Regions from separate parts of the Homo sapiens genome. Here region 2 is linked to region 1. Evidence: chromatin loops called from intact Hi-C (ENCODE). Cell type or tissue: natural killer cell. All regions are shown on one strand. Links, peaks and the distances in the headings refer to the core of each region. The heading gives the core; the rest is flanking DNA.

Region 1 (5,000 bases), core at 1-5,000:
GTTAAATGATGCATCAAAAAATTAGTCTCTTTGTTTTCATAGTGTCTGACCTGGAAGGAAAAATAAAATCAAATTCTGGGTAAGTAGGATGAAATATTTTAATTATACTATTCTAAAAATGTGTGCATCCAGGTGATTCTGAACAGCTCTCAAATGGCATAACTGTGATGCATCCATCTGGTGATAGTGACACAACGATGTTAGAATCTGAATGTCAAGCTCCTGTACAGAAGGTAAAAGTAATTTTTTTTTTCTAACAAATCTTGAAGGGATTTGAAATTGGGTTTGGAAGTGGTACAAGAGGTATTTAAAAGCCCTGACTTAAATGAAATGTTGGATCTCTAAGCCTAATTTTTGCCTACGTAATTTTTTGAAAAAGTACTTCTGAGCAACATCCTTCCCCTACCCACATACCTACCTATCATTGGTCCTCTTGTTTGTGTTTTTTTGTTGTTGTTTTTTTTTGAGATGGAGTCTCACTCTGTCGCCTAGGCTGGAGTGCCGTGGCACGATCTCGGCTCACTGCAACCTCTGCCTCCCAGATTCAAGCGATTCTCATGCCTCAGCCTCCCAAGTAGCTGGGATTACAGGTGTGTACCACCATGCCCAGCTAATTTTTTGTATTTTTATTGGAGGAGACAGTGTTTTGCCACGTTGGCCAGGTTGGTCTCAAACTCCTGATCTTAGGTGATCCACCCACCTGGCCTCTCAAAGTGTTGGGATTACAGGCATGAGCCACCATGCTTGGCCCTTTTGTTTGTGTTTAATTGAAAGTTCTATAATGTTGATATTTGCCAGTGATCTCAATTTTAAAGCATGTCATAAAACCATCTTTTAGAATCTATTCTAGGGATATCTAAGAAATCCAAGGGATTTCCTAATGGAGTCTTAATGTCTACTTAATCTTCAAATTATATACTGATATCATTCTTTCAACAAATATTCTAGATGATTGGGATACATTAAGATACATAAGGTACTGTTCAAGGTGTTTTCAGAAACTATGAAAGGAATATTTTTATATATTTTTTCTCTATCCCCCTCCATCCCTCTGTTCCATTACCCTCTACTTCTTACCTTTTCCTTGCAAGTACTTTAGAGGACAAATCTAAAGGTGAGAAGGTGGAAGGTGAGATGCTTTAGTTGAGTGAGTCATAGAACTAGTAATTAGCCCATTCCATAGGTAGAGACAAAAACAGGTTTTATTGACAACTTACAGGAAAGCACAACTGGCTAATCATTGGTGATTGGTAAAGGTCATTGTGTTGGGGACAGGGAGGGATGTTTTGACTCCTTTTATTACTTCAGGATAGAAATAAAAGGCCTATAAATATATCTAGTCATACATTTTCTTTTGCCTTATATGGGGCCCTAGACAAGTTTTCTCCTCATATTTCATGGAAATACATCAAAAGTGCAATCAAGCATAATTATTAAGGAGATAATTATTTTTAGAAATTCAGCAGAAGATGTTTTAGTATTGCACAGCCCTCTTTCCGTATTATAGATGGACAGGTTTAACTGTAGAAAGGGCCATCTAGACTTGTGCTTATCTAATATGGTAGCCTCTGGTCACATGTGGCTAATTGAGCCCTTGACATGTAGCTAAAGGAGCTAAGTTTTAAAATTTGTCTTTTAATTAAAATTTAAAATGGACACAATTCAGTTTCGGAAGACTTAGATGTGTTTGGAACAGTTTGACTATACATAACTAGTTTTTCAACTGTGAATTTTATGAAATCTAATTATAGATCAATTGTTTCTAGTAGGAATTTAGCATTTGAAGTTGAAATGTCCTACAAATGTAAATTGGGATGACTTAGTATGAAAAAATACTTTATGTCTTTTATATTGATTACCTGTTGAAATAATGCTTTGGGTATATTTGGTTAAATAAATATATTAAATTTACTTAAATTTTTAAAACGTGGCTATTAGAAAACATTAAATTACATATATTTCTGGTGGGCAGCACTAACCTCAACCATGGTGTATCTTGTTTAAGAAGAGCAGTCACATCACTTAAGTTTTTTCTTCTTAACCACCAAAAGGAAAAATATATCCATGTCAGAGGACTCTCAACAAACTCCATGGCATTTTTAGGGTACAATCTTACTTTGCCTCTTATTAATCCTTTGAGCATTTTCTTTATTTTCCCTATAGGATAATAAGTATCTTGATTACACTGAGGGATTTATTTATTTTTATGCTTTCTGCAAATTATGCAGTTAATATATATGTCTTAAAATAATTGGCAAGTGTGCTACTTTAATGTGGTCTCAGATTAATAATTGAGTTTAGATGATCTATTATGTTTTTGTATTTTTTTTCTAACTTTAGTAACCTTTGACTTTAGTAACCTTTTACTTTAGTAAAAGTACATGAAGCCCTTTAGAATCTTAATTAGATCTATTGCTGTATCATCAAAAAATGTTTTCTTCCTTCCAAAATTTGGTTAACATCTGTAGACATAGACTGAACCAAATATTTGTTTTAGGATATAAAGATTAAGAATGCAGATTCATGGAAAAGTTTAGGCAAACCAGTGAAACCATCAGGTGTAATGAAATCCTCAGATGAGCTCTTCAACCAATTTAGAAAAGCAGCCATAGAAAAGGAAGTAAAAGCTCGGACACAGGAACTCATACGGAAGCATTTGGAACAAAATACAAAGGAACTAAAAGCATCTCAAGAAAATCAGAGGTCTGTAATTTACTGGATTAAAGGAGGGTTTGGGAGATATAGAATGTATTTTAAATACATTAAATTTCTTATTTGTTAAGTGACTATGATTCAACTGTTTAGTAGAACACAGAGCAAATTGTAATTGCAAAAAGTACATTTGATACTTTTTCTAAGTGATGATATCTCTTTTGAAGACAAATAATCAAGGGATTAAGCTACTAAAGATACTAATTACTAAATTATATAGTCATTATTTTACAGAAATGTCTTAAAGTTTTTCTGGTCTATGTGTTAGAAGATAGTGGTTCATCTTGGCCACAGTTTTCCAAAACCATTTATTTGTTAATATGGATTAGCCTATGTGTAATTTGATGCATCAAAAATAAAGCTTAAAATAATGTTATAACATGAACATGGTTGTCTTAATATATGGCTTTATATTTGTCATTTAATAACATTTTTGTAATACTTTTAAGGAACTTGAAACCTACTTTGAGCTATACTTTTTTTCTTTAAGGGATCTTGGGAATGGATTGACTGTAGAATCTTTTTCAAATAAAATACAAAACAAGTGCTCTGGAGAAGAGCAGAAAGAACATCAGCAGTCATCAGAAGCTCAAGATAAATCCAAACTCTGGCTTCTCAAAGACCGTGATTTAGCAAGGCAGAAAGAACAAGAGAGGAGGAGGAGAGAAGCAGTAAGTGAATTTTAGTTTACTAAATCTAATTTAACAAGGGAAAGATTTAACAGAGCACTGTCTTTTGTATGTTCAAGGATGCATTTGGGGTAATTTTTCAGTGACAGTGGACTTACCTCTTTAGTGAGGATCAGGTTCTAAAATTAAAGCTTAAAATAAAAAAATTCATAGCCAAAGGAGGCAATGCAATAATAGAGTATTGATCCTGGAAGTACTAGACTACCTGAGTTAAAATGATGATTTTGGAGGCGGGAGGATCTTTTGAGGCCAGGAGTTAGAGGCTGCAGGGAGCTATGATCACACCACTACACTCCAGTGTGGGTGACAGAGCAACATGGTGCTCTCAAACAAACAAAAAAAGATGGTCTGCCTATTTACTAGACTCTTAGACCTCGGCAATTATCTAACTCCCTAAAGTGGGAATAATAATACCTATTGTGAAGGTGAAATGAATGAGCATGTATTAAGCACATAGGAAAATGCCTAGCACTAGGTGAAGTGATTTATCACTTACTATTGTTACTGTTTAAAAATCTGTAAACCACCTATGAATTGTGGCCAGAAGATGTGCCATCTGTTCCTGGTCAGCATTTCTTCGGTTGACTGCTAGATTAAGAAGCTGACTTTCACTTAGGAGTCCTAATATGCAGAAAATAATATTTTAAAAGCTACAGTTGATTCCTTCTTTTATTCATGGATTATTTCAGAAGTGTTTAGTTTCCAGATATTTGGGAATTTTCTGATTCTAGTGATTTCTGTTAGTGATTTCTAATTTAATTCCATTGTGGTCGTACACATATCTGACTGAATTGTTTGAAATTTATTGAGACTTATTTTATGGCCTGGCTTATGGTCTACTTTGGTAAATATTCTGTGTGCACATGAAGAATGTGTATTTTATTGCTGTTGGATAGGGTGTTAATCAGGCCAAGTTGGTTTATCTTCTTGTTCATTATGAAATGATCTTTACTTCTGGTAAGAATTACTCTGAAAATTACACTGAAATTTAAAATAGGCACTTCACCTTTTTATGACTAGCGTTGGCACAGTAAAATTCTTTCCATCGTTTTACTTTTAACCTATCTTGTGTTTTTTTTTTAATTATTTAAAGTGAGTTTCTTGTAGGCAACATGTAATGGGAGCTTGCTTTTGTTTGTTTGTTTGTTTGTTTGTTTGTTTTTATCGAGATGAAGTTTCGCTTTTGTTGCCCAAGCTGGAGTGCAGTGGTGTGATCTCGGCTCACTGCAACCTCCACCTCCTGGGTTCAAGCGATTCTTCTGCCTCAGCGTCCCCAGTAGCTGGGATTACAGGCGCACGCCACCATGCCTGGCTAATGTTTTGTATTTTTAATAGAAATGGGGTTTCACCATGTTAGGCAGGCTGGTCTCAAACTCCTGACCTTAGGCAATCGCCTGCCTCGGCCTCCCAAAGTGCTGGGATTACAGATGTGAGCCACCATGCCCAGCCTGTTTTTTATTTTTATTTTTATTTTATTTTATTTTTTTGAGACAGAATTTTGCTCTTGTCGCCCAGGCTGGAGTGCAGTAGTGCAATCTTGGCTCACTGCGACCTCTGCCTCCTGGGTTCAAGCGATTCTCATGCCTCAGCCTCCCGAGT
Region 2 (8,642 bases), core at 1,728-6,727, 620 kb after region 1:
GCATTTAAGTACTGTTAACTTTATGTAATAGTATTTGAGTCAGGGATTGGTGTGTTTCCAGGTGTACAAAGGATAGTTGTATTATGTTAGGCATAATTATTACCTCATTATTGTCTTTATTTGAAGATTATGTATGATCTCAGGAGATGTGCATAGGTTCAAGTTCAAGCTGACAAGGGGTGGACTTGTGATGGTTAATACTGAGTTAGTATCCAAGATCAATACAAAGTACTGATCCCGGATGTGTCTGTGAGGGTGTTGCCAAAAGAGATTAACATTTGAGTCAGTGGGCTGGGGTAGGCAGATCCACCCTTAGCTGATGGGCACAATCTAATCAGCTGCCAGTGAATATAAAGCAGGCAGAAAAATGTGAAAAGGAGAGACTGGCCCAGCCTATATCTTTCCCCCATCCTGGATGCTTCCTGTCCTTGAACACTGGACTTCAAGCTCTTCCGTTTTGGGACTTTGACTGGCACTTCTTGCTCCTCAGCTTGTAGGCAGCCTATTGTGGGACCTTGTGATCATGTAAGTTAATACTTGAAATAAACTCCCATATATATATATATATATATCCTATTAGTTCTGCCCCTCTAGAGAACCCTGACTAATACAACATCTGACAGAGAATTTAAAATAACTGTGATTAATATGCTAAAGGCTCTAAGGGAAAGGTGAAAAACATAAAATTAGATAGGTAATAGCAGAAAAATGAAAACTATGAGTCAAAAAGAAAAGCTAGAGATGAGCTGGGCACAGTGGCTCGTGACTGTAATCCTAGCACTTTGGGGAGGCTGAGATGGGAGGATCACTTGGGCTCAGGAGTTCGAGACCTGGGCAACACAGTGAGACCTTTTCTCTTTGAAAAAAAAAAAATTTTTTTTTTGTTAAAGAAAAGCTAGAAATGAAAAACAGTAACAGACGTAAAGAATACCTTCAGTTGGCTCATCAAACAACTTGACAAAGCAATGGAAAGAATGAGTGAACTTAATAATTTGTCGGTAAAAATGTTTTAGTCAATGGAAACTGAAAACACAGAGAAAAATGATAGGGGCAAAACGAACAGAGCAACCAAGAGTTGTTAGACAACCTTGAACAATCTAACACATGTATAATTGAAACCCCTCAAGAAGGGAGCATGAGAAGAAATACTTGAAGAAATAACAACCAAGGGCCGGGCGTGCTGGCTCACGCCTATAATCCTAGAACTTTGGGAGGCCGAGACGGGCGGATCACCTGAAGTCGGAAGTTTGAGAACAGCCTGACCAACATGGAGAAACCCCGTCTCTACTAAGAATACAAAATTAGCCAGGTGTGGTGGCACATGCCTGTAATCCCAGTTACTTAGGAGGCTGAGGCAGGGGATCATGGCTTGAACCCAGGTGGCTGAGGTTGTGGTGAGCTGAGATCACACCATTGCACTCCAGCCTGGGCAACAAGAGTGAAACTCCATCTCAAAAAAAAAAAAAAAAGAAAGAAATAACAACCAAGAAGTTTCCAAAATTTGTGGCATACACAAATCTATAAATCAAAGAAACTCAGAGAAAAAAAAAAAAGAGAGAAAAAAAAACCCAGATCTGGGTATATCATATTCGACCTGCTACAAACAAAGAGAAAAGCTTGAAGGCAACCAGAGGAAAAAATACATTACATGTTGAGGAACAAAAATAAGAATTACAACAGAATCCTGGCTGGCATGGTTTCTGACAAGAAGATAGCAGAGTGATTTAAAGTGTTAAAAGAAAAAAACTGTCAAGGCAGAATTCAATATCCTGCAAATATATCTTTTAAAATTGAAGAAATAAACATTTTATCAAACAAAAACCAGCACTAAAGGAAATGATAAAAGAACTTCTTAAAGCAGAAAAGATAAGATACCAGACAGAAACATGGATCTGCACAAAGAAAGAGTGCTGAAACAGAATATCTTGAAGGAAAAACACATTTCATTAAAAGTTTTTCAATTTCTATGAAAGAAAACTTTAATGCAAAATTAGTAGCATATATATTTGGACAATATGTAAAATGTATGACAATTTCACAAAAGAGGTAGAAAGATTTGAAAACACACTGTTGTAAGAGCCTTAGATTACACATGAAGTGTATAGTTATTTATTCATTTATTATTATTTATAATTTATTATTTGAAGGTAAACTCTATTTATTGTAAAACCTGGAACAACCACTAAAAAAACTCTTGAAAGATGTATAAATAAATAAGTCAAATGTGAAGATAAAAATGGAATCACAATAAATATCTAATAAATCCAAGAGAAGGTAGAAAAAAAGAAACAAAGAAACAAAGAACAGATGGAATAAACAAAATAGCTAGCAAGGTGACAGATATCAATCCAAGTAAAATTACAAAACTGAGACCAAACTTGACAGCAAAAGAAACTATGAGACTAAATTGTTTTTAGTTTTTTGTTTTTCTTTGAGATGGAGTCTTGCTCCGTCACCCAGGCTGGAGTGCAGTGGCGTGATCTTGGCTCACTGCTGCAACCTCCACCTACCGGGTTCAACCGATTCTCCTGCCTCAGCCTCCCGAATAGCTGGGACTACAGGCATGTGCCACCACACCTGGATAATTTTTTTGTATTTTTAGTAGAGATGGGGTTTCACCGTGTTGGCCAGGCTGGTCTCAAACTCCTGATCTCAGGTGATCCACCTGCCTTGGCCTCCCAAAATGTTGGGATTACATGCGTGAGCTACTGCACCCAGCCAGTTTTTATAGCTTTATTGAGATACAGTTCACACATTATAAAATTGACCTCCCTCAAGTGTACATATATTCAGTGGTTTTTAGCCTATTGAGAGTTGAACAATCATTTATCAGACTGCATTTTAAAAAGTACCCATCTATATGTTGTTTATCAGAGATATAAACACATAAACTGAAATTAAGATGGGAAAAAATGTAGTACAATTTATCTTAAGAAATCTAAATCAAGGCAGGGCACGGTGGCTCACGCCTGTAATCCCAGCACTTTGGGAGGCCAAGGTGGGTGGATCACAAGGTCAGGAGTTCAAGACTAGCCTGGCCAACATGGTGAAACCCCGTCTCTACCAAAAATACAAAAATTAGCCAGGCGTGGTAGTGGGCGCCTGTAATCCCAGCTACTTGGGAGGCTGAGGAGGAGAATAGCTTGAACCCGGGAGGCAGAGGTTGCACTGAGCTGAGATCTGGCCACTGCACTCCAGCCTGGGCGACAAAGCAAGGCTCCGTCTAAAAAATAAAAATTAAAAAAAAAAAGAAATCTAAATCTAAAATATTAAAAACCTGAATCTAGCAATGGGAATGTGTTGTATCTCTATGTGATCTACAGCACAAACATGTTTTTAGTATTTTGATAACTGTACCTCAGTAGAAGTGGCTTCCTTTGCAATCCTTTGTACTTGGTTTTACGCATTAAAAAATATTATTTTAAGAAGGGGTCCACAGGTTCCAGACTGCCAACAGTGTTGATAGCAGACACAAACACAAAAACGGTAAGAACCTTTGTACTTAAGAAACTCTTGAAGATATACACAAGGAAACATAAGCAAGAATGTTCAGAGTAGCACTGTTTGCAAGAGCAAAAAGGAGAGTGGATCAATAAATTGAGGTATAGTCACTGACAGACTTTTCTAAAAGTCCTTAAAATGACAGAACTGGAGTTACATGTATAAACATGGACAAATTTCTTAATCTAAATACATGGGTGTTTGATACAATAATCTTTAGATTACTACACACCACCACCATTACCCTATACTATTTTTATTTATTTATTTTTCATTTATCAATGTAAAAATTTCATGGATTACCACCAGTCCAAATACTGGCATTTAGGAACCAGTGCCTATTACCATCCTGCTTCCAGCAAAATCCATCCAAAATCACACTTATTAGTCAGCAATGGTATTAAGCACAATACAAATTCCTTAGGAAATCTTTCTCCAAACCACCTAGTTGAAATTAATTTTCCCCGCCTAGTCTCCGTAGCAATTCCTATCTAACTCTCTACTTACCAAATTTCTGAATTATATTAAATATAGTCTATGCATACCTGATTTCTCAAGTGTAAGTCCTTTAATGGCTGAGACAGTGCTTTGTGTTTCACAAGTTCTCAAAATCATGTCTACTGGATTTGATTTATTCACCTCTACCCACTGTGAAATAAATCCTCAACAATGGCTTAAAAGCTGTGTTTTCATCTTTAGTATCTATACTAAAATAAAATCTGATTACAAAAATAAAACTTCCCATTGTAAAACTTAAGATTTCTACTATTCATAATCTCAATAGTACCTCTTCCTATTTTAATTATACTGAATAAAATAACGTGTGGAAAGTATTTTATATAGAATAATACAAGAAAAATATAAGAAAATAACTTTGAACAATGTAAAACAAGATATATTTATTCTGAAGAAATTACATATTCATGTTACCATGTTTGAGATTATGATCATTTTGCACTGGAATACAGAATGATGTATGAGTTAAGTATGCCCCCTACTGACTGAATAAATACTTTAAAAGCCAAAAAACAACATTCACAGAGTATAAGAATATGGTCCAAACAAATGTACCACATGAAAACCAAATGTGCCTTTACCATGCAAATGGGTTTCATAAAAAGACCTTTGCAGATCTTAAGTATATTTAAGATAGAATTTATTGGAGAAAAGAGAGACCTGAGAAGAAAGAAGGGCAATTTTGAATTCACTGCCCAGGGTCACCACATTAAACAACTTTAGGAAGCATCATTCACATTATAGTATACATCTGTGGTTCCCAATTGGGGCAATTTTGTCCCCCAGGGGACATTTGGCAATGTGTGCAGAAACATTTTTGGTCATCGCAACCTGAGGTAGGAGAGCCGTTACTGGCATCTAGTGGGTAGAGGCCAGGGATGCTGCTAAACATCTACAACGCATGGACCAGCTCCGTAAAACAAAGTATCTTCTAGCCAAAAATGTTAAAAGTGTTGAGGTTGAGAAATTTTGCTCTGCATGGTGTTCCTTCTCAAGTCATGCAACAGGGCAATGCTATGAGTTTTACCCAAAAAAGTCAAATAAAATTTGACTTCCTTGAACTTTGTTGAATGGGTCAAAGAAGGATTAAATCTCTGAAATCCAATATAATAATTTTTTGCCATCTTCATTTGGGCTAGAAAACTGCGGTCTATACAGCTTCATATCTTTACCTTTTATCTCTGTTCTAGGGATGATACAATCTGTGCACAAACCCTTGATCAGCTAATGATACTTTTTAAAGATACTGGGCTTTCCCATCATACCTGTGTTTCCATTTCCATCATCCTTTGTTTTATTTCTCTTATTTCTGCTTGTGTTTCAGCTTCTCTAAGTCGAATGGTCATCAGTTCATCTTGTAACTCATTCATAGCATTTTTCTTGGGTGGGTCTTTCCATCTCCCAGTAGTACGAGCTAAGTGGCGCTAAAGCATAAAAAATTATATTGCAACAAATACTCTCAGTATCAAAATAAGAGCTAATATTACTGAGCGCTTATTTCAGGCCTGTGATATATAAAACACTTTCCACACATTATTTTATTTAATCCCTAGAAAATCCTATTAATCAGGCACTATTATCATCTGAATAAAAGGGTTTCATAAAAAGACCTTTGCAGATCTTAAGTATATTTAAGATAGAATTTATTGGCCAGGCGCAGTGGCTCTCACACCTGTAATCCCAGCACTTTGGGAGGCCAAGGCGGGCAGATCACCTGAGGTCAGGAGTTTGAGATCAGCCTGGCCAACATGTTGAAACCCTGTCTCTAGTCTCTACTTCAAAAAAAAAAAAAAAAAAAAAAAAAAAAAAAGAATTTATTGGAGAAAAGAGAGACCTGAGAAGAAAGACAGGCAATTTTAGAATTCACTGCCTAGGGTCACCATATTAAACAACTTTAGGAAGCATCATTCACATTATTGCCATTATTGGTTCCCAACTGGGGCAATTTTGCCCCGCCAGGGGACATTTGGCAATGTGTGTGGAAACATTTTTGGCTTTTCACAGGTAAGAAAATGAACACTGTGATTAAGTAACTTTAGGAGGATCACACACAGCCAGTGCAGATCTGGGATATAAACTCAAATACAGTTCAAATTTTTTCTCTATATACTGAGGATTAATTCTTGAAAAGATTACAATTTTCACTGTAATTTTTTTAATGAGAGATTTTTCATATTATCTTCAATGAAATCCCAATACATTAGAAAAAAAATGGGGCCATTAAGGAAGGAATGTTAGAAGTTAAGGGCAGTGTTTCTCAAAATATCTGTGATAAAAGACAAGTTTTGTCTTTTTTGTTTTAAAATTTCAAGTTTATTGCAATCTGATACTTTGTCAAAACATGTTTTAAAAAAAGGCATGACAATGTCAAGGCCTAATTTCGGTCCTTATATAGAATATGTATTTTGTTCCTTGTCAACATTTCCCTCATACATGAATAAATTTGTGGTCACATACCAGATAAATGTCATTTATCTGGTGAGGTAACTAAGTTACTAATTTATACATTAAATTTATAATGTTGTCACCCTTCTGGTGTTTCACACTAACCAACAATGGACTTAATATCAAAGTTTAAGACAAAATATGTATTATATAGAACACTTTCACAGTTTGCAGAAAAAGTTACACAAGGCACAATGGTACAATGACAAAAATATTATCTGATGTCTACTGTATCTTTTATTTTATTATAAGAATTAAAGAGGGAGAAACAGCTTAAGTGCACTTTCAGTTTATAAATACTCTCAATTTTGACATTAAACAGGGTCTCTCTCACTTTAAACTCATCTACTATAGGTCATCAGGTACTTCAAACTCTTACAAATTGGATATTTCGGTTTTACTCTCTTTTAAAAAAGCACACAAAATATATTAATATACCTGCCAGTGTTCCTCTAAATCCTTGACTTGCTGTCTAAGTTCTTTCAAACCCATAATGGCTTCTGCTTCTCTAAGTTTCACAGCAATGAGTTCTTCCTGAAGCCTTGCAATATTATTCTCATCAGGAAGGGAGTTATTCCTCTAAAGAAGAAGAAAATTTAATTTGGGATTTTTAAATTTAAGGAATAAAATACAGCACACACAACAGCTATTGTGTTCCACACTTAAATGTATTTAATTTTATACAGCTATACTGAAATATAATTCACAAACTATGAAACTCACCCTTTTAAAATACACAAGAGCCAGTGGTTTTTAGAGTATTTACAGGGTTGTTTAAACATCACCATGACCTAATTTCAGAATATTTTTATCATGCAAAAAAGAAAACCTATACTCATCACCAGTCATTCTACATTCCCCACTTCCCCATCCCCTGGCAACCACCAATCTACTTTTTGTTTCCATGAGTTTGTCTACCTGGACATTTCTTATAAGTGGAATCATATGTATTTATAGCTTTCTGTGACAACCTTACTTCACTTAGAACAATGTTTTCAAGGTTCAATCTTTTTTTTATGCCAAATGATATTCCACTGTATAGATATACCACATTTAATCTATTTATTCATCAGTTAATAGAAATTTGGGTTGTTTCCACTTTTTGACTATTATAATGTTGCTATGAACATTGGTGCAAAAGTTTTTGTGTAGACTTAGGCTTTCCATGTTCTTAAGATATACTTAGGAGTAGAACTGCTGGCTCAGATGGTAATTGTTCTATGTTTAACTTTTAAGAAACTGCCAAACTTTTCCAAAGCAGCTGTACTGCTTTTCATTTTCACTAGCAATGTATGAGGGGAACTGCACTTAATTTTGAGAACACAGAAATCTAACTCTGATTTGTTAATAAAATACTAATCAGAGTTACGGAGCAACAGGATTAAAATTTTTTTCAATATGGCAATAAACTTACTAACTTCTGATCAGGACTCCAGATAAAGCATGAACATCATTTACTTTTTAAATATTCATAGAAAATAGTAGTCCAAAATCTGTTTTTGTTGTATTTCCTCAGCATGTTATTTTTGAGAGGCATCAAATCTCTGTGTATTAGTCACTATTTACATCAACAGTCAAGAAATTAATACAAATTAAACAATTTACCAATTGATTCAAATGAAATGACTGAAATTAACTTGATTCATGGATACAAGGTTTATTTATATTTTTCCGTAAGTTATTGGGGTACAGGTGGTATTTGGTTACATGAGTAAGTTCTTTAGTGGTGATTTGTGAGATTTTGGTGTACCCATCACCCAAGCAGTATACACTGCACCTTATTTGTAGTCTTCTATCCCTCACTCCCCTCCCACTCTTCCCCACAAGTCCTCAAAGTCCACTGAATTATTCTTATGCCTTTGCATCCTCCTAGCTTAGCTCCCACATATCAGTGAGAACATACGATGCTTGGTTTTCCATTCCTGAGTTACTTCACTTAGAATAATAGTCTCCAATCTCATCCAGGACACTGCAAATGCTGTTAATTCGTTCCTTTTTATGGCTAAGTAGTATTCCATCATATATATACATATATACACCACAGTTTCTTTATCCACTTGTTGATTGATGGGCATTTGAGTTGGTTCCACGATTTTGCAATTGTGAATTGTGCTGCTATAAACATGCGTGTGCAAGTATCTTTTTCAAATAATGACCTTTTCTTCCCTCTGGGTAGACAG

Evidence for each region. Hi-C counts contacts between places; a loop is a spot of excess contacts. Peaks named below come from ENCODE experiments on the same cell type or tissue, not always from the same donor. Only the 100,000 strongest peaks of a DNase experiment are listed, where the experiment ranks them.
Region 2: it touches region 1 in a loop (8-fold over the local background); 19 of 110 quality-filtered maps call a loop at or near these places.

Annotation. Positions count from the first base shown.
Region 1 is chr1:92,001,917-92,006,916 of GRCh38, forward strand. It overlaps BRDT (bromodomain testis associated), which reads left to right. Exons shown (of 19, transcript NM_207189.4): 16 at 133-233; 17 at 2,498-2,703; 18 at 3,203-3,383. Among named protein-coding and RNA genes, the nearest start is that of EPHX4, 26 kb to the right of the region's middle. In natural killer cell, for the core only: no CTCF peak of the experiment used is centred there; no DNase peak of the experiment used is centred there.
Region 2 is chr1:92,618,894-92,627,535 of GRCh38, forward strand. EVI5 (ecotropic viral integration site 5) reads right to left here. Exons shown (of 20, transcript NM_001350197.2): 15 at 6,901-7,041; 16 at 5,283-5,441. Among named protein-coding and RNA genes, the nearest start is that of GFI1, 140 kb to the left of the region's middle. In natural killer cell, for the core only: CTCF peaks have their summits at 4,474 (motif pointing left) and 4,677; a DNase peak (open chromatin) is centred at 4,478.